Regions from separate parts of the Homo sapiens genome. Here region 1 is linked to region 2. The links are chromatin loops, found by intact Hi-C in ENCODE. Cell type or tissue: Panc1. All regions are shown on one strand. Links, peaks and the distances in the headings refer to the core of each region. The heading gives the core; the rest is flanking DNA.

The links. Hi-C counts contacts between places; a loop is a spot of excess contacts. Peaks named below come from ENCODE experiments on the same cell type or tissue, not always from the same donor. Only the 100,000 strongest peaks of a DNase experiment are listed, where the experiment ranks them.
Region 1: it touches region 2 in a loop (10-fold over the local background); 60 of 110 quality-filtered maps call a loop at or near these places.

Annotation. Positions count from the first base shown.
Region 1 is chr1:176,365,848-176,381,347 of GRCh38, reverse strand. It overlaps the pseudogene MORF4L1P7. Among named protein-coding and RNA genes, the nearest start is that of PAPPA2, 90 kb to the left of the region's middle. RefSeq lists a silencer at 6,152-6,251. In Panc1, for the core only: CTCF peaks have their summits at 5,892 and 6,173 (motif pointing left); a DNase peak (open chromatin) is centred at 6,137.
Region 2 is chr1:176,871,137-176,886,636 of GRCh38, reverse strand. ASTN1 (astrotactin 1) reads left to right here. Exons shown (of 23, transcript NM_004319.3): 19 at 2,147-2,298; 20 at 3,643-3,778; 21 at 10,000-10,100. Among named protein-coding and RNA genes, the nearest start is that of MIR488, 150 kb to the left of the region's middle. RefSeq lists a cis regulatory region at 6,575-6,592 and an enhancer at 6,512-6,656. In Panc1, for the core only: CTCF peaks have their summits at 5,250 and 5,455 (motif pointing right); a DNase peak (open chromatin) is centred at 5,456; H3K27me3 peaks cover 221 bases.

The DNA.
Region 1 (15,500 bases), core at 4,919-7,418, 510 kb after region 2:
GAAATTGCGTGATTTTTCTTTGCTGCTTTTAGCTCTGGCTTCTTAGGTGAACATTCTCTTAGACAGCAGATACATGCTGAAATTTACACTAAATATCGTGATGAGGGAAAGAAGGAGTAAGATAGTGAATATGGAAGCCATGCAAAACAATCTCTGACATTGAGGAATTTGTGGTCTTTTTAAGGCTGACTGAGGAAGTTCTCAAGATCTGGGACTTTTGGTTTGAAATCCAGAAAAGTCTGGGACAAACCAGGATGAGTGAGTCACTCCATGAAGTGAATCTGGGAAATTCACTGCACCTACCTAGACCTCATTACTTCCAACTCTAAAAATAAATTTAAAAAATTAACTCCTTTGCCTTAATTTGCAGTAATCCATAGTAGATAGAAGAAGAAAAATGCATAAAATCTTTAAAAAGAAGTACAGAAAGGCCAGCCATCCTTGATCTTATAACATTGGCACCAGAGAGACAGGAAATTGGGCCTCCTTAGTAAAACACCTGAATGTCCATGACCTCAAAAACTTAACTTCTTTCTAGGTACACCTTGTCTCTTTGAGGAAATTAGAGAATCATTAAACAAATTGACTCCCTAAATGTACCTATGTGATTCCCAGGATGTACCTTACATGCTGGAAGTATCTGGTTCAATCAAAAGTGTAGAAACCAGTCTTAGAACTGCCAACACACAGCTGCATGTTTAGAATGAATGAGACATGATCAGTAAAACATTTTGATTACAAGGGACTACAACCTAAACACAGCAAAGAAGACACCAGATTGAAGTGTACCATTTCATGTGTTGGTTGAGAAGGAAGTGAGAGAAGGTAAGGGAACAGTCAGTATGGTCATTCTATGGTTGTTTCATACCACCATCCCTCTTTCTGAAAGATATGAGCAGTCCTTGGGCTTAGGGTCAGGCATTACCTATTTTCTCTAGAGAAATGGGACTGCTATGAGAATGAGAATTATAGACTGCTGGAGGGAAGGGATGTACTCACTCAAAGTACCTCCCCCACCACCTGCCAATTTAAAACATAGTTTTGGAGGGAAAATAAAGAAGCAGATTCTTCTCCTCCAAGATATTAGCAAGGACAATACTTTTCACCCTACCAGCTCAGCCAATAAAGAAAAAGACACTTTACACGAAGGGCTATCAGAGTTTATGGGCTTCAAGTGAATGAGGCCAAAGGGATAGCTGTTAACCACAAAGCCACAGATGACTCATCAGTTTGTTTTCTGTGTTCTGGTAGGCTTGGGACATGATATAGGCTAAATTGTGTCCCCCTAATAGATATGTTAAAATCCTAACTTCCAATACCTGTGAATATAACCTGATTTGAAAATAGTGTCCCTGAAGTTGTAATCAAATGAAGACGAAGTCATTCTGAATTAGGGTAGGTTGTAACCTAATAACTGTTGTCCTGATCAGAAGAGAAAATTTGGACACAGAGATACAGAAGAACACCATGTGAGGACAAACACAGAGATTAGGCCAATGCCTCCGAAACCGAAGGAATGCCAAGAATTGCTGGCAATCACCAGAAGCTGGGAGAGAGGCAAGGAACACACTGTCCGTCCCTCCAAAGGAACCCAACTGAACAGCAACTTCATGTTGGACTCTTGGCATCCAAAACTATGAAAGAATAAATTTCTGTTGTTTTAAGCCACCTAGTTTGTGATGATTTGTTATAGCACCCTAGGACACTAATATAGGCAGCAAGGGTCTCTCCTTGGTAAAGTAGTGAAAAGGTGCCTCTGGAAACTGGAATTCTTACCTGATTAATTATAGTCATATAATTTCATCTTGCTCCACTTCCCACCACCCTCCATATTTATGCTAGTGACTCAAATTTGAATCCTTCACTGGCTCCTCACAGCTTGCACAAGATAAAATCAGACCTACAAAGCGCTGACAGATGTGGACATCGTCCCATCTCTATAGCCCACTCTCTTGCCTTATTCACTATACTTGTAGTCCTTTGAATCTACCCTTCTTTTTCACACATTAGTGATTTCACACAGATGTGGTCTTTGCCAATATGAAGTGTAAAGACCCAACTCAAGTGTAACTTTCCTAGGAAGCTTTCCTTGAACCCTGTGGTATAAAGAGCTTGTCTGATCTTTGATCTCTGAATGTTCCCAGCACAAAGAAATGATCAATGTTTGAGGTGATGGAGATGCTAATCACCCTAATCTGATCACTATACATGATATATATCAAAACATCACTAGGTACCCCATGAATATGTACGATTATTATTTTCCAATTTAAAAATAAATAAATAACTTTTATTAAAAACTCTTGGGATTTTCTAATTGTTAGGAGTGTCTTTGTTATGCTAATGATGTAACTCATGGTGGGCCCATAAATAGCTTCAGGATGGGGACTCATCACCAGAAGAAGGTTGGCACTTTCAGCCACTGGACCTCCAGAGAGGAGAGCAGGACTGGAGATTTAGCTCAGTCACATGGGCAATGACTTAATCAATAATATCTATGTAACGAAATCCAACAAAAACTCTAGATATGGAGGCTTACAGAACTTCTTGGTTGTTGAACAAATTGTTATGCCAAGAATGTAATGGACCCTGACTCTACCAGGACAGAATGTAGAAGCTCTTCAGTCCCTCCCAGACCTCACACTATGTATGCCCTATATAATAAAACTGTAATCATAACACTTTAAAAAATTCTGCAAGTTATTCTAGCAAATTATCAAATCAGCGGGAGTGATGGAAACCACCAAATTTATATCAGTCAGAAGCACAGGTTATCTGGAGACCTCCCAAAGTACAGCAGGACCCTGAAGGGGAGTATTGTAGAAAACATGCTTTAACTTGGGGAGTCTGATACTAACTTCAGATGGTTAGTATCAGAATGATATTATCATCATCAGAATGATACAATCAGTAGAACCATACTGCACCCAGTTGGGTTTTGAAACAGAACAACCCTCTATTTCTTCTCTCCACCTCTCCTCCAGTTAGTGATACAGTGTGCGCCGGTTTTGCATGACCACAAGGCATCCTCCTCCATAATCAACCCATGTTGTTTGAGTGAGGCTAATCCCATTCTTTCAGCACCAGGGTAAGTATTTGACTCAGACCCAGACTGGCCAATGAGAGTATTCCAATTCCCCTTGTTGCTTTAGGATAGGCATGGGATTCAAGTTAGTACAGTGAGAGTAACTTGACAGAAAAAATCCTCTTTCCATTAGGGGTGCTAAGCTTAGAAGAAGTGAGACTACAAATGTCTGATCCATCCTTGGCACCACTCAGGGACTGTCTGAAAATGATGTCAATGCAAAAGAAGAAAGAGCCTAGAGACACTGTCCGGAGTATTTGAGATCCTGAATATATCTGTGTTTGAAACCAAAAATACCTTCTGGACCTTCTAATTATGTGAATCAGTAAATTATCTCTTTTCTTCAAATTGGTTTAAGCTAAGAGTTCTGTCACTTGAAATGAAAAGGATCCTGACAATAGACCATCTTCCAATGCACACCCATGGCACTCATTTCTACCATCACACTCAATATAACTGCTGATTTGTTTACCTGCGCAGCTCTAGACCGGAGAGCTAGAGAGAATAGCAACTAAGTCATACTTTTATCTTTAATGCCACAATGCCCAACTCAGAGCCTAGAATAGTAGTGTCCTGTGAATGTTTTTGAATAAATGTTGGGGAACTAAACACCTCTGTTACACATGCTCATTTCTGCCCTTCAGGCATCCTTTTCTCCCTCTCACCTTCACCCCTAGCCTAGCCTCATTCACAGGGTAACAGAGGGAAAAAGGGAAAGTGTAGAAGTTGAAAGAATTGAATTGCAGCCCTGGTTCGCTTTTTTAGATGTGTAACCTTGGATGATTCTCTTATCTCTCTTTGGCCTCAGTTTATTCATCTGTAAAGTGAACAATATCTGAAGATCCCATAAGGGAAAACCTTTCTTGACTCTAATACCTGCTAAGTCTTTAATTAAAAACTAAAGCATTGGCCGGGCGTGGTGGCTCACACATAATCCCAGCACTTTGGGAGGCTGAGGTGGGTGGATCACCTGAGTTCGGTAGTTAGAGACCAGCCTGACCAACATGGAGAAACCCCATCTCTGCTAAAACCACAAAATTAGCCGGGCGTGGTGGTGCATGCCTGTAATCCCAGCTACTTGGGAGACTGAGGCAGGAGAAATGCTTGAACCCGGGAGGCGGAGGTTGTGGTGAGCTGAGATCGCACCTTTGTACTCCAGCCTGGGCAACAAGAGTGAAACTCCATCTCAAAAAAAAAAAAAAAAAACTAAAGCATTAACTATTAAGGACTGAGCTTTGAGTTTCACTGGAATTCCTGCATTTTAATAAATGAAGACTGAGAAACCTTAAAGGATTAAAGAGGTGAAGCTACAAAGGTGGAATGACAGACTCCACCTCTCATTCTAGAGATACATATTTGAGAGGTGTGCCAAACTCAGTGGCCCCACACTTCACATAATCCTTGGGATTCACTATTGAAACCACCACTGGAGAGATATAGGCCAGGACTAACTGCAAAAGATGAAACCTGATATCAAGTCTATTCAGCATGTGCACTTACACCCACTCCATTTCAAATTGTCAGTATGAAACCATAAATCAGAACTTGCCCCAAATCCACCGATTGGATAAATAGTTGATTCCATGACATTGACACTGTGGTCCCAAGCCACAAAGGAAAGCATCTGTCACAAGAAAAAGATGGTAAGACCCAATGAAGGAAGCAGGATAAACTATGTCTCTCAACTCTTAACAAACAGGAATAAGACCTAGACATACTGTCCACTTGGGAGATTGCCTTGGGCCTCCAGCCTCTTATTACTTACTTCTTTTTTTCCTCAGGGTATAAACTTAAGTGTCATTATTTTAGTCCAAATTCTCCTCAAGCATAACACTATGGAAGAATTTCAAGAGAGGAACCATTGAAAATGATGAGTGTAATAAATCTGGTGTCCTCGGCTCCACCTTCCAGACTGAGTCCAGACTTACCTTCCAAACTGAGTCCTGCACCAAGAAAGTGATGTTTGGAGTCTGCTTTTGTTCCAACCAAACCCAGAGGTCATGCCTAGAGGAGGAAAAGTAAGTGGAGGCCAAGAGAATCATCTCAATTGTTCAGGCCCTGGATTGCTCCTGCCATCCTCCTAGGGCTCCTGAAAGGGTGGCTATTGAAGAGGAGAGGAGGGCATAGGGAGCAAGGGAGATTCTTTTCAAATTTTCCAAACCTGATTATTATGCACTTTTCACACTTTCCCTATGAACAGACAACAAATGACATGACCAGGAGAGTCCGAGGGATAGTCATAAAGTACATGTCATATACAGGACTGCTCATGAGAAAATAATATATTAAAACTCCGGGGAGAAACTACCGGTCCCCCTCAAAAAACTCCACCACCCAAGCACACTAGATGCCATTCTATCCACTGTTAAGCTCTAACTTCATGGTTTAAGAACCTTAATTTCTGTTATAACTATGCATATACTCCTAGGCTTAACATTTAAGCCAGTATCAGCTACTTCAACCACAAGGTAAATTAATTTCTATCCGTTGCTAACATAACTTTGATGAGTGAGGGAAGCCAAGAAGGAAAGAGAAAAGGGAAGAAAAGAAAGGGGAAAAGAAGGGAAAGGAGAAAGAGAGCAATAGGAAATGAACCTGTGCACAAAAATAAGAATAAAGGCTGAGATTATTGCCTTCATAACGTTGCAAAAAGTATTTGTCCTATTAAGGCAAAATCAAAATTTTAAAATATGACCCTTTGAGAATATCTACCGAAGAGTACCTACAAATCAACTAAGAATCATCCCTGGAGAGAACCCTACACTCCTGCGTTAGAATCACAAGAATTACTCCTTTTATCTCCAAACATCTCCAGAATTATCTAATTTCTGAACTGTTCCTCTTTTCTTCCTCCACCAGGCATAATCTGGGATTATTTCAGAGAGAATTAAGCATCTCCCTAACAAATCTTGCCTCTCTGACACAAGCTGTGGGAGGCTCCAGGTCATTGCTCCGAGATTTGCAGCGTTTGGGCTACTACAATTCAGTTCTCCATTCTGCAACTTCTAAAGAAACAACCTGAAAAAAGAAAAGCTAGCAGAATCCTTCAACTGTAGGAAGAACTGCCAACTTTCTCTTGGGGTAAGGGCACCCTCTGGCGGTGAGTGTCTGTATGTGGCCTAACAGCACCATCTCTGAGATACGCAGTTCCTTAAGTGAGCCAAACGTGAGCCAACTGTAATCCTTCCAGATAGAAACTATTCCAGGATTTCTCTAGGTAGCAAAATGATCTACTGAACTCAAAATTATAACATTTGGGTTTACAATCTTGCACTATTACTAGTGTGTGATGTTTGCCTAATCACCTCTCTTAGCCTCACTTCTATTAAATTTAGGAATACAATGCCAACATTAGGATCAAATGAAAATACCTACTATTCAGTAAAGTACTATATACGTTAAAACAAGACATACTATTATGGATTATCAAATAGATACAGATCTCAGATTCAAATACAAAGTTCTTAATACTATATTCTTATCCTGCTAGCCTTGTCATGTTACCCTTACAAATCCTGTTTTGCTTTGTTTTGTTTGAGACCAGGTCTCACTCTGTCTCCCAGGCTGGAGTGCAACAGCATAAACATGGCTCACTGCAGCCTCAACTTTCTGAGGTCAAGCAGTCCTTCTTCCTCAGCCTCCCGAGGAGCTGGGACCACGGGCACGTATCACCACATCTGGCTATACAAATATTTTATAATGATAGTTTTCTTCTGGATGCCTGCCTTTGACCTTCACCTAGTTCCTTGTCATTCTATGTCCATGTCACTGCTGCAGCCTGATGTTTCTGCCTCCAGTTTCTCCTCCAAACTGCCTTGCCAACTGCTCTATTAACCTTCATGTCTGTGTTCACCAAGCCACTCCCCAGCTTTGGACCTAATGACAACTTCGCATGACCTGGAGAAGGAATTTAAAAGAACAAAAGATAGCCTGAACAAGCAGACCTTCAACAGCATAGCCAGAGTCCACCTGGCAGTCCTCCACATCTTCCATCCTGGGATCCTTAAGGTGATTGATTTTGTGCCTTTTCCTTCTTTTCTGCCGATTATCAGGTAATCCCTGATAAGGGATACAGGGCTTTTATTATCTGGCCCCTACGTACCTCTCCTACCTCATCCTGCTCTGCTGTTTTATATAGACACTACATTCCACCCAAACCAATCTCCTAATACTTCTGTTTATCATGCCTACATGTCTTTGTACATGAGTTTCCTTTGCCTAAAGCAAATTTACCACACTCTGTTTAATCCTTACTCACTCTTAAACACTCAACACCAGCTTGAACATCTCCTGGAGGCCTCCATTCCCTCTTTCCCACCTCCAAGTTTAGGTTGGGCATATCTTCCCTAACCTATCATATCACTTATCATAGAACCCTATCATAGCACTTATCACATTTTCTATTCTAATTGTCTTTTACTTGTCTCTCTTCCCCGATCGCCTAGCATAATACTTGGCATTCAATAAATAGACACTCAAGATAATTTGATGAATAAATAATGACTTCTATGTTATCAAACTTAAAGGCCACCTTTTTGTTCTGCTCTTACTTGATGTCTCAACAGCACTGGTTAAGTACTCCACTTTGTGTCTTTAGCGTTTATGACACCATATCCTCTTGCTTTTCTCCCAGCTCTGTCTCCTCTGCTGGAATTCTACATGTTGGAGTGTCCAGGGCTCTGGCTTGAGCCTGCATTTTCCTCTGGGTTCGTGTTCTCCCTAGGTGACTTTTTTTTTTGATATCATAGATTTAAATGCCACAAATATATGTTGATGACCACTAACTTTTGTGTCATACTTTTCTCAAAAACCCTAGATTCATATATTAGATAGCTTTGATAGATTCTTATTACATATAGCTGTGGTCTAAATGTTGGTGTCTCCCTAAAATTCATATGTTGGAATTGAATACCCAATGTGATAGTATTAAGAGATAGAGCATTTTAAGACATGATTAAATCAGGGAGCTCTGTCCTCATGAATGGTATTGGTGTCCTTATTAAAGAGGCTGAGTTTTAGCCAAAGGAATTAGGCAGGAAAAAAAAAATAAAGGGCATCCAAATTGGAAAGGAGAAAGTCAAATTGTCCTTGTTTGGAGATGACATGATCTTACATACAGAAAACCTTAAATATGTCACCAAAAAAACTCTTAGAATTGATAAATGAATTCAATAAAGTTGTAAGATACAAAATCAACACATAAAAATCAGTAGCATTTCTATACACCAAGGATAAACTAGCTGTAAAAGAAATTTAAAAGCAATCTCATTTATGGCTGGGCAGGGTGGCTTATGCCTATAATACCAGCACTTTGGGAGGCTGAGGCAAGTGGGTCATTTGAGGTCAGGAGTTCGAGACCAATGTGACCAACATGGCAAAACTGTATCTCTACTGAAAATACAAAAATTAGCCAGGTGTGGTGGTGGGTGCCTGTAATCCCAGCTACTTGGGAGGCTGAGGTGGAAGAATCACTTGAACCCTGGAGACAGAAGTTGCAGTGAGCTGTGCCATTGCACTGCAGCCTGGGCAACAGTGTAAGACTCCATCTTAAAAAATAAAAATAAAAAAAAATTAAAGCAATCCCATTTGCAATAGCTACAAAAAGTAACAAAATACCTACAAATAAATTTAACCAACGAGATGAAAGATATCTACAAGAAAAACTATAAAACATCAGTGTTCATGGATTGGAAGAATTAATATTGTAAAAATGACCATATTACCAAAAGCAATCTACAGATTCAATGAACTCCATCAAAATACCGATGATACTCTTCACAGAAATAGAAAAAGAACAATTCTAAAATTCATACGGAACCACAAAAGACTCCAGATAGCTAACACAATTCTGAGCAAAAAGAACAATGCTGGAGACATCACATTACATTACATCACATCACATTACCTGACTTGAAAATATACTAAAAGCATGATACCGGCATAAAAACAGATACACAGACCAATAGAACAGAATATAGAACTCAGAAATGAATCAGCATATTTATAGCCATCTGATTTTTGGCAAAGGCTCCAAGAACATTTGCTCAGGAAAGGACCGTCTCTTTAATTAATAGTGCTGGGAAAACTGAATATCCATATGTAGAAGAATAAAATTAAACTCCTATCTCTCATCATCTACAAAACATCAACTCAAAATAAATTAAAGACCCAAACTATGAAACTACTGGAAGGAAACATAGGGAAAACACATCAGGACATGGGTCTGGACAAGATTCTATCAACAAAACCACAATAGCATAAGCAACAAAAGCAAAAATAGCCAAATGGGATTACATCAAACTAAAAAACTGCTACACAGCAAAGGAAACAACACACTGAAGAAACAACATGCAGAATGGGAAGAAAATACTTGCAAACTATTCATCCAACAAGGGACTAATATATGGAATACAAGGAATTAAAAAAACTCAACATCAAAACACACAGACAGACACACACACACACACACACACACACACACAATAATCTGACTGAAAAGTGAGCAAAGGATCTGAATAGACATTTCTTAAAAGAAGACATATGAATGGCCCACAGGTATATGAAAAAAATTGCTTAACACCCCTAATCATCAGGAAAGTGAAAATCAAAACCATAGTGAGATATAGTCTCACCCCAGATAAAATGGGTATTATCCAAAGAAACAAAAAATAACAAATGCTGACAAAGATACAGAGAAAGGAGAGCTCTGATACATTATTGGTGAGAATGTAGATTAGCACAGTCATTATGAAAAACAGCATGGAGATTCCTCAAAAAACTAAAAATAGCACTACCATATCATCCAATAACCCCTCACTGGATGTATATCCAAAGAAAAGGTAATCAGTATGTTGAAGAGATATCTGCAGCCCCAGCTATTGCAGCACTATTCACAATATCCAAGATATAGAAACAATCTAAGTGTCCATCAGTGGAGGAATGGGTAAGAAAAATGTGGTATATATACACAATGTAATACTATTCAGGCATAAAAAAGAAGGAAACCCTGTCCTTGCAGCAACATGGATGAGCTTGGAGGACATTTTGTTAAGTAACATAAGCCAGACACAGAAAGATAAGTACCACATGTTCTCACTCATAGAAGCAGAGAGTGAAATAGCAGTTATGAGAGGCCGATGGGGGACAGTGAGAGGTTGGTTAATGAATAAAAAATTATAGCTAGATAGGAGAAATAAGTGCTCATATTCTATAGCACTGTAGGGTGACTATAATTAACAACAACTTATAATACATTTTCTTGTTTACTTTTTCTTTTCTTTTCCGTGTGTGTGTGTGTGTGTGTGTGTGTGTGTGTGTGTGTGTGACAGGGTTTTACTCTGTGGCCCAAGCTGGAGTGCAGTGGTACAACCAGAGCTCACTGCAGCCTCAAACTCCTGGGGGCAAGCAATCTTCCTGCCTCAACCTCCTGTGTAGCCAGAACTACAGGCATGCACCTGTAGAGGTAGGGGTCTGGCTATCTTTCTCAGGCTGGTCTTGAACTCCTGGCCTCAAGTGATTCTCTCACCTCGGCCTCCCAAAGTGCTGAGATTACAGGTATGAGACACCACACCTGACTTAATGTATATTTTTAAATAGCTAGAAATGCAAATTTTGAATGTTACCAACACAAAGAAATAATAAATGTTAGAGGTTATTTATATGCTAATTACCCTGATTTGACTATTATAGCTTATGCACTGTATATATGTATCAAAGTATCCTACTATAGCCCATAAATATGAACAATTATTATGTGTTAATTAAAAGTATTAATAAAAGCAAAATAAAAGAGATTGAAGAGAGCTGCCTTGCCCTCTTCTACCATATGAGGATGTAGCAAAAAGGCTCCATTTTTGAAGCAGAGAGCAAGCCCTTACCAGACTCTGAAGATGCTGGTGCTTTGATCTTGGACTTTCCAACCTCCAGAACTATGATCAATACATTTATACTGTTTATAAATTACCCAGTCTAAGGTATTTTGTTATAGCAGCCCAAATGGGCTGACACACATGGATCTTAAATTAAACATTGTCAAAACAGAACTCTAATTTCAATCCCCCATTCTAAATTTACCCTTGTCTTGAGCTTTTCCATTTCAGTAAATGAACCCAGAATCCACCCTGATGCTCAAGTCAAAACTCAACAAATTATCCTTAATCCTCTGTCATTTCCCTACCTCTCAATCCATCACCAAACTCTATTAAATTCCACCTTCAAAATTTTCCAATCCTATCACTCCTCTCTACCCCACTGATATGGCCTTCTTCTAAGCCACCACCATCTCTGTTAGTGCCTTCTAACCAGCCTCCTTGAGTCCATTTGTTCTCTCCCATCAACTTTTCACATTCCAGCCAGAGTGAACTGAAAAAGGCATGTTGGAAGGCTACAAAAGAGATGTTGGTGTGAATTTTGACCATTTGAGTAAAACAGTGTCTTCCAGATTTCTCTATAGTAAAATTACTATTTATCTTTGAAATTAATAAATAGTCTGTGGGAGAATAATTTGATACTATGTAAAATCCCATTTCTGACCCCATTTTTACCCACTAGTTTTAGTATTCCTTGATGTCTCTTGTCTAAATTAATTATCCCTCTGATGGCTGCCATTGGTAATTGTCTAATACCATTATCCCTCCTACATTTATTAGTTATCTTTCTACCATAAGGAAGAGCTTTCTCTGCTCCCCATTTATTTATTCATGTATATCAATGTGGAGTCATCACTTCCCGTTCTATTCAGTAGGTTATAATCTGTAATTATCAAGATTTATTTTGATGCACTATTGTCCTAGATTTGGTCCATAGGTGCCTCTTTTCTGTGTCCTTTCCAACTGTCCATCTTCTTTTAGCATTTTCTTCTTTCTAACACAACGAACTAGTCTAGGTACATCTTCTACTTTCCCTGCCCCACTGCTGGAATCCACCATTTCTTCAAGTGGAGAGTGGTTTTTGGAAACCAAAATATGAGCTTTATCATATTAGGGTATTGCTGTTCCCAGTTCCTTCCAGTGGGCATAAATAGAAAATACATGCACATGTAAACATACATATATATTCATATGCATATATATACCTTTATATGTATGTATATACATGAATATATATGCATGTGCACATACACAGACACACACACTCACACTTATTTTATGTATATATTCATAATTTCTTGTCAATACTCCAACCCAACACCACATGGTCCATTGCATTCTAGTTTTGCCCCTTTCCATATTTTTTCTTCCTTTTCTGATGGCGAAAAAAAAAATGTTTTCAAACTTCCATTTTTATGCTAATCTCCTGACCCTGCCAGGTGCTGCCTCTTCTGGCCAGGACTCTGGCCACTACTTGTGCCTGCCTACCAGCCCTGTTTTTTGCTATCCTCACACACATCACTATATTTTAATTATCTGAAAAGTACTTATTTTCAGTCTACCCTTTCTAGAATGTAAGAGTATCTCCAGCACCAAATACAATATTTGGTGCATGGTATGTCCCCATTAAATATTTGTTGAATGTGTGAATGAACTCATGCATGCATGCTGCACCTGCAGGATCCTGAAGTAAATATTAGCTGGGGAATCATGGGTGGAAGGCGAAGGAAGAAGTGGCACATCGGTGATAATAACACTGAAGCAGGTCCTGAAGTCTAAATTCCAGGAAAGTGAGCAAACAATGTTTTTTCATGGGCCTTTCTTCATAGGAAGATCACCATGGAGAAAAACAAGTAAAAATCTTCATATATTTGAGTAGTTAAAATAAAAAGGATGAATGTGTTCCAGAAAGCATGGCTCCCAAAAACACGGACAGCAGTCTGTAGAAAGAGAGAGAACTTCCAAAGCCAAACAAGAACAATATGCACAATGAATGACAAGAAGGGCTTCCCCAGGATAGATGATCTCCAAAAAGTTAGAGAAAAGAAAAACAAAAGTGAGAGTACAAATGAAAAAGAACAAACAGAAAGCTCCTGAAAATGGACCTGCCAGCCAAGCTAGTGAGACCTCTTAGCCACCTCGGAAGACCAGAGCCCAAATGGACCCCACAGTTGAAAACAAAAAATCATTTATGAACAGAGGTGAAGTTAAAAGTTCCTGAATAACCAAAACTATGACCTATTGATGATAGGAACTTAGTTACAGACATGGTTTCCTTTATCTTCCTTCCAAGAGAAGAATGTAGAGTCATTCATGAGGATTATGCAAATTAGAAGAAATCTCAAGGAAATACAGACAGTAAGGAGTATATTGTTAGTAAAATTATGACATATATAAAGTATACTCAATATAATGTTGAGCACTCAGCCACTCTACAATTTTGAGACCACAGTATTCCAAAAACCTTACAGATCTCCCTGATGTACCCTTGCCCTAGATTGATGGAACACCACATCTAATGAGGCAATTTATATGAATCCAAGCAATATTAGCCAATGCGCCTCTGGATAAGAAGACCATTGCTTTAATATTAAACTATCTGCATTATTTTCAAAGTATCTGACAGAGATTTTTTTTTCAACTTCATATAGTGCCAACAATTATGAGTGTGGTTCCTCCTGAGTATCATCATTAAGGTATGATCTACTGACACTCACTTATGTGTGCACCTCAGTAATGGCCTGAAAAATGTTTAACAACCAGCTCTTCATTGTGGATAGGGAAGGAGAGCTGATTTGCAACATTTGCCAATATCTGAGGTGAAATACTCCTACCATGATGAATTTCAAGATATAGTCATGATGTCACTGAACAGGGAGTTGGGAGGAGATACACACAATCACTTCTTGTGGGTTAACTCCACTCATCTCCAGCCCACCATTGCCTATAAATATATTTTTATTCTTGATCCTTCTTTTTTACAAATGATGTACTTCAAAATTGCTTGTGTATAGTAGGAGTGATGTTTAAGCCTGCTTTCTATTTGCTTTTAAACAGAAAGTAAATACCAATAATTACTAACTGAAATGGTATCTGAAAGACAAGCCATCACATAAAAAAGGATGCAGTTCCTTTTCTCATCTCATACTTGCTATCTATGTATAAAATGATGAACTAAGAGTTTTATTATATAGCTGTCAAAGCTGCTTTTGTAATGTTGGTGGTCTGACCCCTTTTACAACATGTATTTTATAGTATGTGTTAACACTATGTGAAAAATGCTCTCATTTCTAGTGTCTAAGATTCAATTCAATATATGTAATTGAAAATTAATCCTTTTGTGCTCGTTTTTAAAGGTCCTTAAAGTAAAGGCCCTTCCTTTGTAAGTCATTTATTTTGTTTCTTATACACTTTATCTTTGCTAAGATTACTGAAAAATAATAATATGCGTTATGCTTTTAGGTATAATGTGTTAATACATAGTTACAGTTTTCTGGAAAATTTCCTTTTTAGCAATTGCTCTGATATTGAATATTTTTCATTAAATTATACATACAGGGTGGGGGGGTGCTGTGTGTGGTTAGGTGTGGGTGTATGTGTGTTCAATTTCCTCTTGCTTCCTCTATGGGGGTCAGTCAAAAGAGCCAGACCTGAATATACAATAACACCATTTTCATATTAACGTGTGAGAATGCTGTTACCAAAATCCTAAAGAAAATAAGCTTCTGAACTAATATAAAGCAATCTCTTAGCTGCCAGAATCATGAGTCTTCTAATTATAATAGCCCTCATTTTTACAATGATATATAGTTTTCAAAGAACTTATAAATGCATTATGTCTTCTTTTGCCAAAGTATGCCTCGAATCTAAGGTGGAAAATTCTCTATTTGCATCATCCAAAGTCTTGGTCGAAAAGCTTCCAAAAGAACACTAAAACACATGCTAAGTGTTTAAGATTGAAGCAGAGAATGAAGCAGTTAGCTGTGCACTTCAATCTTGGCTTTAATGAAGTGGATATATAATATTAGGAGAGAAAATCTCACAAATAACTATCATTGCAATTTGTCTAAAACAGCATAAATCATTGTCTCATCACACACAAAAATAGCAACCTCACTGTATGGTGCATGTAGTTGATCTACATAGCAAACAGAGAAAGGCCAAGAGAAATCAATTTTTGGAAGTTGCTGTAGACCCTTAGAATATGACAGGATTATGGTATAAATAATGAGATTTCACGTTTAACTCATTAAACCTTAAGCATCCATACCAATCTCCTAGACAACGCTGAGGCACAGTACAAGGTGAAACATGAAATAATGGAAAGAAGGAATTTATGTGACTTGACCTCAAACTGCAAAGGCAGTGAAAACTGGCACCTAGAATCTCTGTCGTGGAGCTGTGGCTTGTAAAGACAGCTGCTGGGATTTTGGAGCTAGGTTCACTGTGTGGCATTACAACCAACCAGTGGCAAGTCTTCATCTGCCGCTGAGAATATTGCCTAATGTGAATGGTTCGTTTTGAACCAATATTTATAGAGAATCTAG
Region 2 (15,500 bases), core at 4,352-6,851:
AATTTCTTCTCTTGTCCACAGTCTGTCTTCTCTCTGTAGGTGGTTTTAGATACCTACAGCCTTTGGCTGTAGATACACTAGCCTTTGGCTTCCTGTTCTTCATAGTCATGATTGGACTTCTTGAGTTAAAAGAGAATCAAGCTCATTATTAATAAAAGTTCCTTCATTTAGTATAAAGGGAGCCACTAGGAGAACTGCTGCTGTTACACTAATTCACCAGGTAAGAGAGCTACCTCTGAAACAATACTGAAGCTACCAAATGTTATCAGGTGGACACAAGATCCAGCCATAATGTCCTAGGGCTTATTTTGTTTTTAAACCTGTGTTTACTAAATCTTATTGCAAAAGATTAAATTGGGCTAAATTTTCATAAACAGTAAATGTCTATTAAGGACTTTCCTTTTCTTGACAACTGATCACCTCCTTCAGTAGCAAACCTTAGTTTCAGTGGGAAACGAAAATATACTTTAGTTTTACACAAGTCTGTGTAAATCATATACACTTCTATTTCTCAGAAGAGGCCGGGTTTAGTCCATATTTTCACAGAATTTGTGTTCTCAGAAATCTAACTTATTTAACGTTCCTAATGCTTTTTTTTTCAAAACAGCACTCTGCATATGACTCTAATTAATGAATTTGTCAATATCTGCACAGTTTTGGGTCTATTCCATCTTCAATGTCATATGCAAACTATGCACTCCTTCACTAACAGAAGAGCATGTGTTTTGTATTATTTTCCCACTAGTTGAATTCCTTACTTTTGTGTCCACAGTCTACTATAATTTATTTTTGAAACTCTTATCACATATTATTATAATCACATGTATAATTATATGCTTCTATTGCTCACTAAGCTCCTTTAAAGAAGGGACTGGGATGGGCTTGTGCACCACTGCATCCCCAGTAGCAAATGGATGCTTCACAAATATCTGTTGAATTGAAATTGAAGATTGCAGATGGTTTGGTGTCATTCATTCTTAGTACCTTGCACAGTGATCCTTGAGACGACCGACAGGCACCTGTGAGCCAAGCAGAGAAAAGGAGGGCCAGGAATATGAGTGATCATGATATCTGGGAACCAAGGATGAGATAAATGGCAGGGATACTTGTAAGGGAGGGAGGCTGGAGTGAGCAGGAATGGGGAACATTCCCAGAATCCAGTCATCTTGAAAGAAACACAGAATTGGAAGAAAGAGGGGAAACCTGAGGCACATACAAGAAATCAGAAGGTGGCTGTGAATTGAAACCACGTGGATAATTAAGAGATCCATACCAGTGAATGCCAACAAGGATTATTAAGTTTCTGCGAGGTACAGAGAGGTATGAGCTGGCAAGGCAAGACAGTGGTAAATGTGGACAACTTGTAAAGAATAAGGAGAGTATGAAGTGAGAAAAGCAAGGAAAGGCTGGAATCAGGAACCAGGATATCCATATAAACCCAAGAGCAAAGACAGAAACTGAAATCAGAATCTGGGCAAGCAGGCAGAAGACATCACTCCAAGGAGAACTTGACATGTGGCCAACTTTCTCTTGTCCAGTAAAGCCCCCTATGAATATTACTTCCAAACTGAACCTGTTCCAAGGTCCAGCTAGCAGATGGCCTGGAGAAAAGGATAGGTTAGTTCCCATAGCAAGAAGGGAAGCTGGGGTTTCCCCCACCAGCACGGCAGATCCTGATAAGGTTATGGAAGCCAAACCAACTGTGGCCTTATTAATTTGAGATTCTGGACATCACCTTCAATACGTCTTTATATGAGCAGTATACACACACTCTCTTGATATTTTTCAAGAGAAAATCTAGAAATTATGATATTTTCCAGCCATATAAAATGGTACTACTCCAAAAGCCCTATCCTCTGACCCATGTAATATGCAGACATTCATTAATCTTTGACTCACCTACTGATTTATTTATTTACACTTATTGGCTGAGTTTATAATATGTAACAGGCATTTAATACATAAAACATAGATCTCAAGAGTCCTCAAAAACATTACTATCTTTTGAAAGAGACAGGCCCTCAAAGAGATCATTTTTGTAGTTGGTTGGGAAAGAAAAGCTTACAGTATCACAATTGAGGTAGTCAGTGCCCAAAGTGAGTCACAGTTGTGTCCCTGTTTCATGTTCCTTCCTGTCTGCACACAGGCTGAGACTCTCCACGGTTCACGAGCCCAGCAGCACTCTTGTGGTCCTGGAGTGGGAACACTCAGAGCCACCAATCGGGGTGCAGATTGTAGATTACCTCCTCCGTCAAGAGAAAGTCACTGACAGGATGGACCACTCCAAAGTGGAGACAGGTGAGCACCTTCTACTTCATGGGCTTGTCTTGATCCAAGGTGATAAAACTAAAACAAAGAAAAATGCCCTGCCTCATGGCTTTGCTCCAGGTCCCCAGTATCCCAGGGCAATGCAGGAGGAGCAGGGAGAAGAAGAAGCTGTTCTTCTTCTCCAGGAAGCAGCTGTTCTTCCAAGCAGCAGCCATCTTGTCCATTTAAGAGTTTTTGCCTGGTGAGCATCTGACAAAGCCTTGTTTTGATTTTGTTTTTTGTTTATAAAAGAGGTGTCCATTTCATTGCCTCTAGGCACACTCACAAAGAAACAACAATACAATACACTAGTTATCCTAGCCCACAATTAGGAAACAATTCTCTGCTAACCACTGCCATGATTACAGAAAAAAAATTCCTTTGCTAATAACCCCCTTCCAGGCAAAAGCATGTGCAAACAGATGTGTTTGGCCCATGTCTTTTCCTGAAGCAAACTGCTTTTCTCAGGTCCAGCTAGTAAGAGGGAAGCCTTAACAAAATGGAAACACCCCATGAAAAATGTTCCTTGCCTTAGTATTTCACTACCTGCACACAGTGAAAGGTCAACATTCATAATCCCAAAAACTTATGCATGGGATGTGGTCACCAGCAGGATGATGGCACCAACAATCTAATTCAAAATAAACAGCTACTGGTGAGCCTGCCACTGAGGGTTAGAGACATACGCAGCTGCTGCTTCAGGCATAGAGAGCTGCCTACCGCTTCTTCCAAGGCCCTTTGCCTGATGCGCACAGGTATTGCTGAGGTACGGCAGGGACCACTGACCAGAATGCTATCTCTGTCCATGCCAAGAAAATTTTATAAAGGAGCGCCCAGGCCAGGCGTTGTGCCTCACGCCTGTATTCCCAGCACTTTGGGAGGCCGAGCTGGGCGGATCACGAGGTCAGGATTTCGAGACCATCCTGACCAACATGGTGAAACCCCGGCATGTGCCTGTAATCTCAGCTACTTGGGAGGCTGAGGCAGGGGAATTGCTTGAACCCAGGAGGCGGAGGTTGCAGTGAGACAAGATCGCGCCACTGCACTCTAGCCTGGGTGACAGAGCTAGACTCTGTCTCAAAAAAAAAAAAAAAAAAAGAAGCTCTCAGGTGTGATGTGTATCCCTTGCCCTAGTTGTGTCTGAACTAACTCTAGACAGCTCTGAGTGGTTAAATATGAAATAGAAAAGGCCATTCCTTCTAAGTCTCCTTCTCTACTCTAGAGATTGAGGACCAAATCATTGTCATGTTAAGTTCTCATTGAGTTGACTCCATCTCCTCATTGCTTGGCCGTCATTGTTTCTCATGCTTTTTCCATTCCTTCTCCTCTGGGCAGAAACAGTGCTGAGCTTTGTGGACGACATCATCTCTGGAGCAAAGTCTCCTTGTGCAATGCCATCTCAGGTGCCGGACAAGCAGCTCACCACCATCTCTCTGATCATACGATGCCTGGAACCTGACACCATTTACATGTGAGTAACACACACCTACCTAGTGACTTCTTACCCTGACAGTCCCAAGGCTTCTTACCGGTTTCTTCTTGCTACTTGAGTTCCTTTAGAGACTCAGCAAAACATGTTGAGTCTCTGAAGTCTTATCCCAGGTGGCATTATAGAGAATGTTCTCGAGTACTTAGACACTGGAATGGGGGGATCTAGAAAGATAATACGGTCCTGTCCCTTGAGGAGTTTGCAACATAGAGGGGAAAGATATAAAAAACTAACTTTAACTTAAGGCAGAATTAAATAAATGTAGATAGAAAAGCAAAAAATGAAAAAAAAAATTGTAAAAGAGAAGAAAGAAGTGATTAATTCTAACTAGAGTGGATGTCATCTAAACTGTGTTGTGTAGAATTTCAACCAACAGTCATGTTGGAAAAGGTATACTAGGCTCAGGAAGCTGCAAAGGCAAAGGTGAAGAAGCATGAAGGTGAGTAGCAAGTAGTCTAGTAGGGCAGAGGCAGACGGTGAGTAAAAGGGAAAGGAAGAAAGTGAGACTGGAAAGATAGAATGCTATAAGTCCAAGGAGTCATTTTTGAGGAAAGGCATAGAATACCAAGAACTCTGCTTTAGAAAGCTAGCTAGCTCCAATGGCATTGAAGTAATTTAGAAATGTTAGAAATGGGCAGCACTTTTCTTCAAAGAAATGCAGCGAACTATATCATGGCCATTGGAATGACCCTATTCTTTCTGCGAACTCTTCCCCATTTCTCCCTGTGCTCTGGAAACAATTGTAAAATGTTTGTGACGCAGAGATGTAAAAGATGCCAGAAAAGGAGAGATAATGATAGAATCTAAATCATGATGGAAAAATTTGGGTGCTAAGGCAGAATTCATAGTGATGTCGTTGTAGGACTTCGTGACCCCATCAGTATGAAAAACATTTAACAGTTTGCAGAGGAGATCACGAGAATAGAGTCAAGGTTTCCAGAATAAATCATGTCTATTTCCACAGTTAAAGAGTTCAGAGATGAAAAGCACTAGAAATTTGAGTGGCATTGATTGCAAGATGAACTTCAGTGCTCAGGCTGAATGTCTTCAATATAGGAAAAAGGGATGTTGCTATGGGCTATGCATGATGAAAGTAAAGTACATAAACACAAGTGACATTCTAGAGGATTTCGACAGTATATATAGACACAGATGAGAATACTAAGACCATGTTGGTCCACTTTTTGGGTGATTCCACCAATGCCATGATTCTCGTTGGCTCTTTTGATAGGGGGCAGTTGTGGCCCTTTATTGGAGGGGAGCAGGTGAAAGGAACAAGGATTTGGGAGTGCAGACCACCTAACCTGCTGTAAGGCATCTCAAACTCAGTGAAACTTGAACTATCATTTATAGTAAAGGCTCAGTAGTCCTTCAGTTGTGACTAAATCACACTGTTACTTAGGAATTCCAAAGTTCCAATGTACAAGAAGTGGTATTAGGAGTGCAGCCATTACCCACACTGCGACCCTCCTCATGTTGGCCTGATTGGCTGCGTTTCTGATCAGAGACCGAGGCCAATACCGTCTCTCACTCCAGCTGTCTTTGCTGATCTCCCATTATGTCCCTCCTACATCTTATAAAATGCGAACTGTGAATGCTGTTTATTGAGAAGTTGGAGCCAATGCAGGGGGCTAAGGAAGAAACAGCAAATCTCCACCAGGTGGCGCTGCAGATCACAAGAAGAGGGCCGTGTGGGAGGCCAGGAGTGACATTCCTCTCCCGGAAGGATCCAGGAGAGCTGCGCTTCAGCCCTTGGGATAGGGACAGAGCCCTAGATTAAGAGTTAAGAATACATGGGCTGCAAGCCTGGTTTTTTGTTCCTAACCACTAAATGGCTGTAAGCAAGACACTGAAACTTTCTCCAACTAAGTTTTCTTTCTATAAACTGGGAGGAGGGCGGCCTTCATTAATGGAGTGCTGACTCTGAGAATCCCCTCTGACTCTGTGAGATTAGGGGTATTGTTTCCATTTTTTAATTGAGGAAACAGGTGCAAGAAAACGGAGTAACCGCCCCAGAATCACACAGCTAGTTGCTTCGGGTATGCAAGCCTTGCATCTTAACTCCCTGCTGCTCTAGGTTACTGTGAGAATCTCAGAGCATGACCTCATTACCTCATATTAAAGCAGAGCGCTGGCTCTGCACCTGGGATCCACAGAGGTGGAACAGCATTTCTGCTTAGCTGGCTTCCTTTGTCACTTTTTATATTTTATTTAATGCTTTTTAAAACATTATTCTGAGAAGGATCCATGGCCCAAAAACAGCGAAGAACTCCTACTTGAAAGAGACCTTAAAGTATGTCTGGTCCAGCATTCTTCATTTTACAGATGAAGAAACTGAGGCCAGGGTAGGGAGGTGACTCACAGGCCTTTCAACCTACTGCCCCATCATCACAATGCATGCTCACAGGAGAGCTGCTCTCTTTCCGGACGTGTGACAGCAGACAGATAATTCAGAAAAAAGGGAGGCAGATCAGAGGGATGGGCAGAAACCACCATGACTGGAGAAGGAAAGTGGGAAAGTATCAGACAAGAGAGCCAGTCCTTAGCAGGGGGCTTACGAGTCCTCCACTCACATCAAGTTTCAGGCCTTTAAGACCCACCTTTGGAAGCAGAGCTGTTCTGTGTCGGTGCGCACTCACACAGGCCTCCGTTGGGGTCATCACCAAGTCTCTAGCTGTGGGCTGAACAATCCCAGCCAGGCAGCAGTGGAAGAAGCCCAGGAGTTTTGGACAAAGCAGTAAATATACTAACACATGAGCCTTCCCACTGGGAGCAGGGCTTATCTCTTCTGCCCAGTAATCCCATCTAACCCTCTGAGGGTGCTGAGTGTTCAGTGGTAGAAACGATAACGCTAACGGTAAGCCGAGGCCTTTCTGAGATGACCGCACATGGCATTTCCACATGAAATGTGTAAAGTGCTCCCCCGGCCATGATGATGAAATAAACTGACTGCTCTTTCAGTGGGCCCTCCAAAACTGAGGGATTTGGGACTACTGAGGAATGGCCCTTAGGTCAAGCCTGGACCCTCCTCAGAAGGTTAAGTGAAGTATCTCCTTTTCTAATACCTGCTTCATGTTAAAAATAAAATACACTACTAAAAGTGGAAAGAGCTGGAGAACTTAAATTTTGCACTGATTGCCCCATTGGGGTAATGTGAGAATTAATGTGAGGACAGGTATTTTCATCCTAGGTCAGCATCCAATACAGTTTAGCTGGAACTTACAGCAAGGCAGGCCACAGGGCAGAGCTTGGGCCAGCTTGGGGGCGGGGGGAGAGGTGGGGATTGACTGAGAGAGAAGGGGTCCATCTGACAACGAAGTAGGATGTTTCTCATTATAGTCCAAGGACACTTAGAAATTAAGGGTCCAGGGTTAAGGAATGGTGGGCTACAAAAGGTGGCTGGAATGCAGCCATAGACGGTCTAGGGCAGGTGACATTTTAACATATTGCAGGCAGCATCATGTGGCCCAGAGCTGCACATAGCCAGACTGCAGCCCTGACCTGAGTTCCAACACCATGCTCAGGGCTCTGGTAGTCAGGCAGGAACAGGCAGAGCAGGGCCAGAATGACAGGGGATGGGGCACTGGGCAGGCAGGACCTCAGCAATGGAAACCAGAACAGGGGCCTAGACTTACGGACTCAGACACACAGTCAGGGGTGCAGGCCCTGTAGGAAGAGGGAGAGCGAACTGCGAGGACCAGAGGACCGGGTCAGGCCCATGCCCCAGCCCTGTGACCATGCTGGCCTGAGAGCATCAGCCTGGGAGAGAACAGGACTTCCTATCTCCTGACACTGATGAGAACTGATAGCCAGAACTGGGCTTAGGGCACAGTCTGCAACAAGGATAAAGCCACTCCACCTCTGGGCAGAGGACGGACTTCCTACGCACAAGAGCCCTGGTGTCAGGACCTCTGTGGGAGAAGGGGGCTCACTCGGGCCCCTAGAGGGCAGTGCTACCGAGGTTTGTATGACATTGTTAATCCTGGGGCTTTCTCACTTGCTACTTTATGGAGGAAACACGGGTATGAGGGGGAACTTCGCCTTGTGGGAGTCCCAGACTACTAGGTACAAGTCTGAAATCTGCAGAGTGGTACCTTTGGGCGCCTTCTTGAAAGGGAAGGTCAAGATGGTCTAGAGCAGGTGGGCAGAGGAGGGAGTTGGTGCTGACCTGGGACTGGATTGTGGGATTGAACCAGGAACAGAGCTAGTTCTACACGGGGCTGGTCAGATACACCAGCTGCTGGGTTTGGTGGCCACATTCACAATTCTAGAAACAGTACCAGAAGCTGATGAAACATCAGCATATGGCATGTGGGGCCAAATGATGCAAAATTTCATGACTGCCACTGCTAGGGGTCCAGCCAGCCTAGCATTGCCACCGAGAAGCTGTAGGGGCTCCCCTCTGAGCTTAGAGGAGAGGAATGGCAAGGAGACAAGGGTGAGAAGACCTTGAGTTTGGAATCAGGGTCAGGCTGGGGTTGAGTACAAGGTAAGACCATTTATAAGAACTCAGGAACAGGGGATGAGGCAGAGGCCAGTGAAGTGGATTGAGCCACCGTGTTGTAGACAGGAGTGAAGGGCTGCACACTTGGTCCTGGTCTGACAGCAAGGAGGGGCAGGAGTCCTGCAGGAGGCCAGCAGGTGTGGCCCAACCTGCTGTGTCCTGAATCTAGGCAGATCGTCACATTCTGAGTCCCAGCAGACCAGTGTTCAGGTGGTATGGGGGCTGCCTGTGTGAGGCCCCCGTAATTCAGCATGATAATTTGGAGAAGGTAGAGGGAAGGCAAATGGCGTATTGGGGCACACAGGCTCTCACACTGACCATTCTGTGGATGTCTTTGTGGGGAGGGAGTGGTGGGCCATGGTTGTCTTTTCTCTGTTGAGAGAAATGCATATTTCTTGCCAGAATCATTAAGCAATTATCTATATCTTTTCTACTTCACCAGCACGTCTGTTCCATGCCAAGCTGACATTTAACTGGACCACTGTGTCTTGGGGCCTCTCTCTCCTTTTCACCTCTCTCCCTCCCTGTAACTGTGCCAAAAGAAAACAAAATAATTGCCAATAAATGCAGCCTCCTGTGGTGACACAGCAGAAAGTAAAGTGACAAGAAAGGCGACATTAATGATTTTCTTTAGACCGACTGGGTTGGTTATCAGAGGCCCTTGGCACAGACACCAGAGCTGATTGCCATGGTTGTGTTCAGATTCCCTTTTCAGTGGCAGAACCTAGAATTCCTCTTCTTCCTCTCCATCTAGCTCCATCACCCAAGGGGAAATTTTACTTTCAGCCTTTAATAGCCAGGTTTTCATTTTCTTCTAGGAAGGGGCTCCTTAGAATCATGTCTTCACATTGTCATGGAGACTGCGATGTTTCCACTCTGGATTCCTGGTCCACAGTGGGCAGTATCTCAGAGGAACAGAGTGAGCTGTATGTGGGGAATGAAGAGTCTAGCCACAGGCAAGCCAAGAGACTCTCCACTAGGGCTGTTTTGCATCTCACTTTAAAGAGGGAAGCTGTCCCCGGTCCTTTGCATAGAGGTGTTGACTGCACATGGGAAGGAACTGAAGAGAACTAGTGTGATATATGCAATGTCATGAACCATATTATCTTTCAGGTATTTCTGTACATTGTTGTCTCATTTCGTTCTCACAGTGGCTTACAAGTAGTCTTATTATCATCTCCATTTCACAGGCATTCACTATAACTATGTGGCTTCAGACCCAAGTTCTGACTGTCTGTTTCCAAAGATATAAACTCTTCCCCTGAGTGGTTGTCAAAGTTTAACAGGCACCAGAGTCACCTGGAACACCCGGGAAAGCACAGAGGTCTGGTTCCCATCCCTAGAGTTTCTAATTCAGTGGGTCTGGGCTAGGGTCTGCTGCTCCCAGGTTCCCAGGTAATGCTGGTCCTGCTGGTCTGGGGGCCCGACTTTGAGAACCGGTGCCTGATGCCAGATGCTTTCTGCCAAAAAATATACCCAAGACAGCAAATTACAACCCAAGACCCACTAGGAAGCAGTGAGAGGCTCTAGGCTTCATCTTTCTGCCTGGGATGGTGGCAGTAAACGTGACCCAGGATGACGAGAGTATCTGGGTCCATAGCCACCCATTCAGGCAGAGCTGGGCCATGAGCTAGGGCCACAGAGATCTAGCCTCCAGCCACACTGTTTCTGCTAACCATGCCCTCCCACTCCCTGCCAGGTTCACGCTGTGGGGAGTGGACAACACAGGACGGCGCTCCAGGCCAAGCGACGTGATCGTGAAGACCCCATGCCCCGTGGTGGATGATGTCAAGGCTCAAGGTAAGAGACATCGAAGTTAGCAGTGTTTCTGAAGGGATGCCCCAGGTACCCACCACTTGCTATGAGGACAGAAGGACCAAGAGAGTTGAATAGAACAACCTGGAGTTCAGCAGGGAAGGAGAATTCAAGGCCCAGTACAGGAGCGTTGCCTTTCCAGAAATAATACTCAGCCGCTGGCAAAAGTCCTCATCGTATTGCATTACTCCACACAGTCATTAAGTCAGGGAGCCCATAGGAGACACTGATGAAGCCCCCTAGCATACACGATTGTATGCCAGGTGCTGACGTATGTAGTGAAGTACCTGTGATCTCTGCCCTCAGGATACTGATAGGGTCACTCACTCTGTCTATAGGTTTTTGTACATCTGAAAGATTATTTTGAATTAACATATACAGCAAGGCTGCAGATTTGCAGTTAATTGCTAAATCCTCCCATCCCTGGCAAAAATACATCAAAATTTTTAATTGTATATTTTGAAGTTGTGGGCCAGTTCTTTGATAAATAGCTGGCTGTCTTTAGTACAAACTCCCCTGCAGGATCAGTCCCTGTTAATTAAGAAAAACTTGACTTCAGTCAACATCCATTGCACAAAGCTTACCTTTTCCTCATGACAATACCGGGCTGGTCTTGACATCATCCCCTGTTCTAAGGTTTTTACACCCTATTTATAACCAGAATTTTAATCATCCTGGTCACCACTTCTTCAGGGCTCCAGCACTAATTTAAGTAATCTTATCAACCACTAATGTGGTAGTATTGAACGGATAGCATTTGCATATTAACAAAGACATTGATGCTGAAAGTTTTAGGTTGTGCAAGTTTCAGTAAGAGAAATATTGTGTCCAGTCTGATTTGCTGACATCCCTTAAATCATCTTATATATGGCTCCTGACTCCAGGTGTATTAGATTGACAGGAGGGACATAATCCCAGAATGTCCAAGGGGTGACACTGTGATGATGCAAAATCACAGGGGAAAGAGTGACCTAGATTCCCATTAATTAAAACCACTAATATTGTAGCACTATGCAACATCTGAAAAGATTTTCATCTTTAATCTGCAGAGCATGTTAAAGGTAGGGTTATTTCCAACACAGACACCTGATCATATCAAGGGCCCTTCTTAAAACTCTTTCATGTATTGCCATTCCTCTTGTGACAAAAATATTAAACAGGTAAATTAGGACCTAAATGGAGTGGCCCCAGCCCACTTCTCCAGCACTTCGGCCCCCTCCCTTAGCCAATTTCTGCATTCCAGCCTCACTGCCTTCCTCAGTTCTTCCAAAACCGTTTTCATTCTACCATGAGGCCTTTGCACACATTGGTCCCATTACCTAGAATTCTCTTACCCTGTCAACTGATGAACACCTCTTATTCTGCAAATCTCAGATCAAGTGTTCCTTCCTCAGGGCAGAAAGGGCCAGGAGCCATAATAAGGTATCCTCACAGTACCATGTTTTATTCTTCAGAACATTCATCATATTTATTATTATAATGATATGTTCAATGCCTTTCTACCTCACTAGACAGTGAGCTCCATGAGAGCAGGATCCCAGTCTGTTTTTGTCCACTGTTAGGTCACTAACACCTGGGAGGCAGCATGGTTGACCAACTCATTGCAGAGAACCTGGAATCAACATCCCAAATTCAAATGCCTGCCTCCCATCTAACTGCTTGATCTTCAACAGGTTACTTCACCCCGTGCCTCAGTTTACTTATTGGTAAACTGGGGATGAGGGAGATAGTACCCTAGCTAATGAAGTTCTAGTGAAAATTGAATGACTTAATTAATTTAAAATAGAAAAAAACCACCCAGTGCCTGGCATATAATAATATTCAGTAAAAGTTAGCTGCCATTATTATCAGTAACCAACCATAGAGCTTGCTGTCTACTAGGAAGTCAATAAGTATTTACTGAAGGAATGGCACAATACCCCCATGTTATAGATGCAGCAATTGAGATTCAGAGTGGAGTAAGTAAAGTGATAAAGATCACAAAGCATCTGGCAGAACCAGCACTCACACTTGTTATTTTACCCAATTCCCATTTTGTCCATGTTACCAAAAAATGGTTAGAGAATTATTATGTCAAAGACTGAAGCCCTTCCCCCTTGTCTTTAAATACTGGTGAAGAAGAAAAGGCTCACATTTTAAAAGACTGTTCAAGTTACATACCGAAACTCTCCCTTTTTAGACCCTCTGGAGTGAGTGCTGCTGGCTTATAGGGTATAGACTGAATGACTTTCGAAGGTCTCTGCAATTCCCTGATGAGGAAAACTGGCATTGAAAACTCCCAGATGAGAGACTGTCTGCAGAGGACCCATGACACCCTTATTTCATTGTCTGCTGATTTCTTCCTCTAAGCCAGAGAGAGGCAGGTAGCGAGAAGGTGCCTCTGCTATTCCTGTGTTGGAGCATTTGCTGGTGTCCTTGCAGGTAGTACAGCCTGCAGTGAGTAGTGGGAAATCAGGGAGTAGGCAGCAGGTGGTGGGACATCAGGGAGGTGATTAGCAGGTGGAGGGGATGCAGCATGATGCTACCTACAGGGATGGATAGGTAGAAAGTAATTCTAGAATAAAGAGTGGCCCATATAGGGAAGTTTGCTGGGAGCAGACAACTACACAGTTTTCCATGCGGGGCTCCTTCGGGTCAACCCAAGCCCTCCAGAGTACATCAAGATGTGCTCTGCCTGCTTGTGCTTCTTAATAAAGGGAGTTTCTGAAATCCCAGCAGACGAGCTGGGAGCAGAAGAGCCAATTTAGTGTTGAGACAGTGAAATAACACTCCCAGGGCCTGTTATCCTTCAGCCAGGAAGGTGTCCTGTGCAGGTAAATCCAGAATTAATGACTTAGACTAATTGAGGGTATCCTTGCTAATTAATACAGTTCTAGCAGTTCTACCAAAATACCATATGCTTTGTCTTCCTCACACCCAGATGGTGATCATAAATATGATCTCGCAGCACTCAGGTCTGAGTTTAAATCCAATAACAAATGGGAATTACCTTTTAAGTGACCTGGAGCATGACTTCAGCTCCTCATTATCTACCTAAAAGCCAGACTTCATCCCTTATGTGAAGATTTATCCTAAACTAGATACTTTCTCTGAGGAATTTTCCTGCATCATGACACTAAAGCCACTGTGGAAATAAGTTTCTACCGATGTTTTGCTGAAACCAGCCTTCCCCCAGTAGGTTCAAGCTCATGTGAGTAATGAGATCAACCCTCTTGGCTAGACTCTAGGTCAGGCCATGGCCTTCCGAGAGTTCTTCATGAAGCTTCATCCAGGGAAGGCTAGTTCTCATCCACCCCTCCCTGATGCCTGTTCTGTCTTCCTGATGCAGACATAAATGTTTATCCATCCCTTTATTTGCTCTTTCCACAGCCATTTATCGAACCCTGCTATTAGATGCTACACACAAAAGCAATTAGAATCAAAATCTGTTTTCAAGAATTTTATAATCCTATTTCATGAATTCATTATGTCATTCAATACACATTAAGCCCTTACTAAATACCTGTTCTAGGCAGTAGGAGCCAAACCTCCTGTCTCATGGAGCTTATATCTTAGTAAGGATGACCAACAACAGCAAAACAGTAATGTGTATAATATTTCAGATGGCGATACGTGTTATGGAGATACATAAGGAGGGCTGTGGGATAGGAGGTGCAGAGGGTAGAATTTTAACTGGAGTGGCTTGGGAAGAAGGTGAGGGAGAAAGTCGTGCAGAAATCTAGGGGAAGATCGTTCCAGATCAGGGAGCAGCGGTACAGAGATTCTTGGCTCATGTTTGAAGAAGAGGAAGGAGGAACAGTGGGAGGGAGAAGAGCAGGAGAGGAGCTCCAAGAGTGTGGGGAAGATTCCACAGGGCCTGGTCATCAAAATAGGGCACTGTACTCTGCCTGGGATTGGAATGGGAAGCCCTGGAGGACTGTGAGCAAGGGGCTGACATGATGGACTGTGAAGTGGCCCCTGCCTGCTCTCATGCTCTACATCCAACCCATTGGCAAATCCTTTCGGTTCTCCTTTTCATTATTGGAGAATAGATTTCACAGAAATATAGAGGCTGTGAAAGGAGGAACTTCATCTTGTTTTATTTTTCCCCACTTTTGAACACACTATATTTTACTTATTTACTATGTTTATTGCTTACCTGACCTGACTGTCTCCTACCACCAGACTGTAAGTGCCATAAGGGTGAGGATTTTTGTCCAACGTAGTGCACGTACATAGAAAACTGTCAGGCACATAGTAAGCACTCGAAAACAATTTTAGTTGATAAATCAATAAATACAAGCTTACTATGTCCAAACATTGTGCTTTTTTTTAAAAAAAAAAAAAAGGTTTGACATTTAATATAGCTTTTATTCTCACAAGAATCTTGGAGGGTATGTATTATTAACCATCATTGAACAGACATGGAAACTAACACCCAGAGAGGTTAAGTAACTTGTCCCAGGCCACACAGCTGGTGTGGCCCAACTCCATTTGATGCCATGGTGTCTGGGTCTGAGAGCCTCAGTCTCAGCCAATTTACCCGGCTGCCTGAGAGATCTCAGTTCTTTTCTAATCATGTTTTTTATGATGAGGCTGTGTAGACAGGCTCTTTGCCATATTTTCACCTGCATCTTATCTATTTCTGAACATCATGAATGTTAAAGAGAGAGAAGACAGGTATCTGTCTTGAATAACTCAAGGTTTCTGTGAACCTGCAATTGAGTAAAATTATAACTAAAAATACCTATACTATTTTCCATTGTTTAAGTTAGTGAATTCTTGAGATGCTATGAAGACTAACAAAATAAATTCTCTCAATTCTTTCTGTGGAAATAGGAGGAGCCAGAAATATTCATGCTCTAGGAGCCTGGAGCATAGATCTTTCTGAAGACAGCGTCTGACTTACTGATGTGGGCTCTTAAGCACACCCAAGAGCTAGAATATCGTGGTTTTAGGAGATTGGTGGTGGAAACTGGTCTCATCCCACGTGCTGCAAAAGCTGGGAGCCCTTAGTCTTCCCTAGCTGGATATGACTACTATGTTATGAGAATGATAGGCACCTCCTCAGCCATCACTGCTCCTCCGCAAAGACTACCACAACCAGGGCCTGGCGTGTGGACTGTTCTTTCTTATCACAAGAAGTAGGCACAGATTGGCACCAGTGCAGGGGTGGGAGAGGAAGTCCAGATCTGCCTATCTCAGCTCTGGTCTTATCACCAGCATTTTTCCTCCCCCGGTCATTCTTCTCTCAGCAAGCGCTCCTTGCTTCCCATGGAATACAACACAGCTCTTAGAAGAGTCCCTTGGCCTCTTCTTGTCTCAACTTCAGAAATGACAGACCCCCTGCACAGCTACTAGGATTCCCTCTTTCTTGGCATCTGGGGCCCAATCAGTGCAATGCTC